2 separate regions of the Homo sapiens genome follow, and region 2 is linked to region 1. A link is an interaction called in ENCODE POLR2A ChIA-PET data of the cell type or tissue named here. Cell type or tissue: GM12878. All regions are shown on one strand. Each heading gives the region's core, and the rest is flanking DNA. Links, peaks and the distances in the headings are about the cores only.

The links. ChIA-PET counts read pairs that join two places held together with the same protein. Peaks named below come from ENCODE experiments on the same cell type or tissue, not always from the same donor. Only the 100,000 strongest peaks of a DNase experiment are listed, where the experiment ranks them.
Region 2: POLR2A ChIA-PET joins it to region 1 with 10 read pairs; 10 of 35 experiments call an interaction of 5 or more read pairs at or near these places.

What each region holds. Positions count from the first base shown.
Region 1 is chr9:129,933,135-129,936,055 of GRCh38, reverse strand. The region is part of intron 6 of FNBP1 (formin binding protein 1); the gene reads left to right. Among named protein-coding and RNA genes, the nearest start is that of MIR6855, 65 kb to the right of the region's middle. RefSeq lists an enhancer at 2,869-2,921. In GM12878, for the core only: no CTCF peak of the experiment used is centred there; no DNase peak of the experiment used is centred there; H3K27ac peaks cover 2,023 bases.
Region 2 is chr9:130,015,286-130,018,206 of GRCh38, reverse strand. All of the region lies in intron 1 of FNBP1 (formin binding protein 1), which reads left to right. Among named protein-coding and RNA genes, the nearest start is that of FNBP1, 26 kb to the left of the region's middle. In GM12878, for the core only: no CTCF peak of the experiment used is centred there; a DNase peak (open chromatin) is centred at 1,336; H3K4me3 peaks cover 293 bases; H3K27ac peaks cover 2,500 bases.

The DNA.
Region 1 (2,921 bases), core at 91-2,590:
GCTTTAAGTATCAGGTTGCTGCAAAAGTAATTGTGGTTTTTGCCCTTCCATTCAAATGACAAAAACTGCGATTACTTTTGCACCAACCTATATAGTTTATCATTTAAGGAACAGCAATGTATAAAACTGAGAGATCTGGGGCCATGTTAAAAACTTAGTAAGTCTCTTTATTTATTCATTCGATCAATGTATAAATAGAACCAGTCTATATTTGCTCATCTAGTTAAAAGGTCAAAAGCCATAGGCAGCCTTGAAAAATGATGCAAGAGGGCTGGGCGCGGTGGCTCATGCCTATAATCCCAGCACTTTGGGAGACCGAGACAGGCGGATCACGAGGTCAGGAGATCGAGACCATCCTGGCTAACAAGGTGAAACCCCATCTCTACTAAAAATACAAAAAATTAGCTGGGCATGGTGGTAGGCACCTGTAGTCCCAGCTACTCAGGAGGTTGAGGCAGGAGAATCACTTGAACCTGGGAGGCGGAGGTTGCAGTGAACCGAGATTGCACCACTGCACTCCAGCCTGGGCAACAGAGTGAGACTCCATCTCAATAGAAAAAGAAAAGAAAAGAAAAGAAAAATGATGATGCAAGAGTGGTAAGATGCAAGGTTATAACTCGGTTATACCACATGCCTCATGTGAAATGAGCAAGTTTCTTAGTACACTTGTATTCTCTGCTTATGACAATTGAGACACTGCCAAGAGTGTTATTCTCCTTAATATTTTGAAATATTAAGGAAAAAGTAATATTGAATTAAACAGGCCTGGCATATGGTGCCTCATCATGCCTGTAATCCCAGCATTTGGGGAGGCTCAGGTGGCAGGGTCGCCTGAGCCCAGGAGTTTGAGGCTGCAGTGAGCTATGATGGTGCCACTGCACTCCAGTCTGGGTAACAGAGGGAGACCCTGTCTTAAAAAAAAAAAAAAAAAAAATGAGCTAAACAGGAAATAGCCACACATTTAGGCCATGCTAATAATCTAAATTTAGCTAACTGAATGGATGACGGTATTTTTGTCTTTAAACCCATTAGGATTTCAAAATATTGGGCTACAGTTCAGTTTCTAAAATATTGTTTTCTTTATTTAGAAACTGCAACTCTGACCTTTTAGGCAGTATGGCTTAGTTCCATAATGATATTGAGAATGGACTATGTTAAGAATTACCAAGAAGTGGGCTGGGCGTGGTGGCTCACATCTGTAATCCCAACACTTTGGGAGGCTAACGCAGGCCGAGGCAGGCAGATCACTTGAGGTCAGGAGTTCGAGACCAGCCTGGCCAACATGGTGAAACGCTGTCTCTACTAAAAATACAAAAATTAGCCGGGCGTGGTGGCGGGTGCCTGTAATCCCATATACTCAGGAGGCTGAGGCAGGAAAATTGCTTGAATCTGGGAGGCAGAGGTTGCAGTGAGCCAAGATTGTGCCACTGCACTCCAGCCTGGGCGACAGAGTGAGACTCTGTCTCAAAAAAAAAAAATTACCAAGAAGTGAAATCATGTATAAGCCATACATCCTTAGGTCTGTTTGGATTTATTTGAGGGAGATTCCCAAGGGTTTGTCAAAAAATTCTCAAGTTTAAATTCTGTCTTCCTGTTGGACAACAAAAGCAGCGTAGATCTGATTCTAAGACGTCTGTGACCCAGCCTAGGCAGCGGGGGTTATTCTGGACTTTTTAGAACATTATCTTGAAATTCTGTGACACTGACTCGTTGCAAGTAAAACAAGCCAACTCTCTGTACATCTTTCTGCCCTGTAGTAATATTGCTGTAAGATGCAGTGTCTTTATTCTCAGAATGGGAAATTTAATTTAATTGAAAGAATAGCTTATGGTCTGGTTTAGAATGGAAACACTATCTCTTTGAGGTAATAGTTGCTATTTTTAGACTGACTTTTAAAAAGAGATGAGAAGTCATGATGCTTATTAGCTCCACTTAGTCTTAGACATTAGGAGATAGTCTCCAAAATACCATTAACTGTTATCCCAAATAAGTTCTCCAAAATACAAGATATTTTAAAGGTATTTTTGTCATAATGAGTAATTGATTCAACACTAGTTTTAGCGACTCTTAAATTCCATTGTCAAATAAACAATTTGCTAAACAGAAATAGATTTTCCATAGTGAAATTTGGTTAGAACAATGGTGCATTCCTAGGCCAGAGTTTCAGAAGTGGATATTAATTCAAAGCAGCTGGATGCAGGGACTGAGAAAAAGACAGTCCTGTCTTTTTGCTGCGGCTTTGGAGAATCTGATGTATCACAGTATTTTGCTGTTTTTGAAGGTTTCCCTATCCTTGTAGTCAGTGAGAGTGAGTGAGACTGTAGAAATAGATCGTCCTTTGCAATTGTATGTCCAAGCATGGAAGAAAAACTCCTGGAGAGACAGTGTTCCTTTAACATAAAAGGCAGACCGTCTAAAATATACTTTGATTTATTATCTTCTACACAGCTTACTTTCTAGGCTGGACTGTAGACATGTTGGTCCTTATTCAGCGTCTTCCACAGTTCACGTCTAGGGCCCTTGTTATGTTTTCAGGATTACTGCATAGAAACAGGGCAAAGGGCATTATGAATCTATTAGGAGGTAATATGCTTACAGAAGGAATTATGCAGCTAAAGCTAAAACATGATTAGGGATTCTGTGGAGCTACAGGAAGAGGATCACAGCCACTTCCAACCAAATGGTGCTGGGTGGGGTACCTCTGGCACCAGCTTTCATGGGTAAAATATTCTACTTGGGTAAAATATTCTAAAATATTGGCGTGAGTGGATTTATTGTCAGAAAGCTTTTATCTGCTCTCATGGGTTGTGTGTGTGTGTATGTGTGTGCGTGTAAGTACATGCATACATATTATATATAATGATGGCATTCTGATGTGATGCCTGTTTGAGATCTTAAGTTATTTTAAAAACTCACTTAGA
Region 2 (2,921 bases), core at 319-2,818, 82 kb before region 1:
CCCAGTGGCTCAGGCCTGTAATCCCAGCACTTTGGGAGGCCGAGGTGGGTGGATCACAAGGTCAGGAGATCGAGACCATCCTGGCTAACACAGTGAAACTCTGTCTCTACTAAAAATATTAAAAAATTAGCCAGGCGTGGTGGCAGGTGCCTGTAGTCCCAGCTACTTGGGAGGCTGAGGCAGGAGAAGGGCATGAACCCAGGAGGCAGAGCTTGCAGTGAGCCGAGATTGCACCGCTGCACTCCAGCCTGGGCGACAGAGTGAAACTCTGTCTCAAAAAAAAAAAAAAAAGAAGAGTGTTGTATTGGGGAGGTAAAAAAAAAAAAAAAAAAAAACCACGTTAGACCAGACCATGATGTCCATTGTTTTTTATTTTTTTGATGGAGTCTCACTCTGTCACCCGGGCTGGAGTGCAGTAGTGCGATCTTAGCTCACTGCAACCTCTGCCTTCCGGGTTCAAGTGATTCTCCTGCCTTAGCCTCCAGAGTAGCTGGGACTACAGGCACCCACCACCATACCTGGGTAATTTTTGTATTTTTAGTAGAGACTGGGTTTCGCGATGTTGGCCAGGCTGGTCTTGAACTCCCAACCTCAAGTGATCCTCCTGCCTTGGCCTCCCAAAGTGCTGAGATTACAGGCGTGAGCTACCGCACCCAGCCTGGATTTGTTTTTAAAACATGATATTAGTGTGTTAATTACATTCACATTTGCCTAGAAGAAATTTGTAACAGAAATAGGAGCTCAAAACATTGAAATGAGATGAAGCAACAAATAATTTAAAGCCACTTAAAAATAGAGCCAAACATGGTGGGATTTCTTTGAAATATCTGTTAATGTTTATTTTTTAAAGCTGAATACTGTTCAGTTATTAAGTAGAACCAACTACCCGTGTATAATTAATGAAAAGAAAACACTTGTGCTAGGTTTATAGGTATATAAACACTTAGATATCTCACATTCTTTGGCAACAGCTTAGGGAAGGCAGCCATGTACTAGAGACTTTTAGCTTTTTTTTGCAGCTGATCTCAGGGACTTGAAGAACTCCTTATGGTATGATTGAATTATTTTTTAATAGGTAAAATTCTCACGTTATTGCATGCTCTTCATAAATTACCTTTTTTTTAAAAGAGATGGGGTCTTGCTATGTTGCTGAGGCTGGTCTCAATCTCCTGTGCTCAAGTGATTCTCCCACCTCAGCCTACCAAAGTGTTGTCATTATAGACATGAGCCACCCTGCTCTGCCAAATGACATTTTTAACAGCTCCATGAGATCAGGGGACTCTTCTGTTCACAGTTACATCCCCAGCACCTTGCAGAGTCACTGGCACATTCCTGAAACCCAACATAATAAACTACGTATGTGAACAAAACCAACTCTGACCACAGGCTAGAAAGAATTCAGTAGAAGTTTCCATTGACTCATTCATGCATTAAGCAAATATTTTCTTTTCTTTTCTTTTTTTGAGACAGAGTTTTGCTCTTGTTGTCCAGGCTAGAGTGCAATGGCGAGATCTTGGCTCACCGCAACCTCCTCCTCCCAGGTTCAAGCGATTCTCCTGCCTCAGCCTCCTGAGTAGCTCTAATTACAGGCGTGCACCACCACGCCCAGCTAATTTTGTGTTTTTAGTAGAGACAGGGTTTCTCCATGTTGGTCAGGCTGGTGTTGAACTCCCAGCCTCAGGTGATCCGCCAGCCTCGGCCTCCCAAAGTGCTGGGATTACAGGTGTGAGCCCCCATGCCCGGCCTCAGCAAATATTTTCAAAGGACATCTAGATTGGTAGTGCAGTATGTCTTGACTGATAGTGGGGGATGTGATGAATCAGGTATTGTGAAGAAGAAACTCATGTTAGAACTACCTGAACAATGCCAAGAGCACCTCCTGGTAAGTGGAGTTTCACAAAAGGAGTATTAAAAGGGCACTAATCCCATTCACAAGGGGCCCACCCTCATGACCTAATCACCTCCCAAAGGGCCCACCTCCAGGTACCACTGCACTGGGGATTAGGTTTCAACATATGAATTGGGAAAGGGAGGCATAAACATTCAGTCTGTAACAATAATATATAAAATTTTAAATCAAACTAGATAAACATTTATTCAAAATAAGACAGTTACCTTAATATATAAGAAGTTTATGCAAAACAATAAATACAAAATTTCTAATAGATGAATGAACAAAGATTAAGAAGAGAACAGTTACAAAAGGAATTCCAAATTCCAAATGAAAATGTCTAAAACATTAATTTCATGAATAATTAAATAAATGCACTTTGGGAGACCGAGGCAGGTGCATTGCTTGAGCCCAGGAGTTCAAGACCAGCCTGGGCAATATGGCAAAACCCCATCTCTACAAAAGATACAAAAATTAGCCAGGCATGGTGGCTTGCGCCTGTAGTCCCAGCTACTCAGGAGGCTGAGGTGGGAGGATCACCTGAGCCCAGGAGGTTGAGGTTACAGCGAGCCGAAATTGTGCCAATGCATTCCAGTCCAGGCAACAGAGTGAGACCCTATCTCCAAAACAAAACAAAACAAAAGAAATAAATGCAAAAAAAGCAATTTGCCTACCAAATAAGGTAGTTTTTTTGTTTTGCAAATGGTAGTATTCAGTCCTAGTCAGGGTTCAGCAAGTTAGGGATCCTTGTATACTGTTGGTGAGTGTGTAATTGGTTCACCTTTTCTAGTAAAGACCTGGGCAGTAGTCGAGGCTGGATTTTTAGCCAGGATGCTTGGTACTGCTGGCCTCTTCTGATTGGACAGGGAGTCTATTGATAATGGATTGTTAAATAGTTTTATTATCATTCCTGCTAGAAGGTATCAAGACACTTTAAAATGTTCATATACAGAGACCTATTGGTTTTCCTCATGGGAATGTAAATAAATTTTGAATTAATCTTTCTGATATTTCTTCATAGCTCTGTACT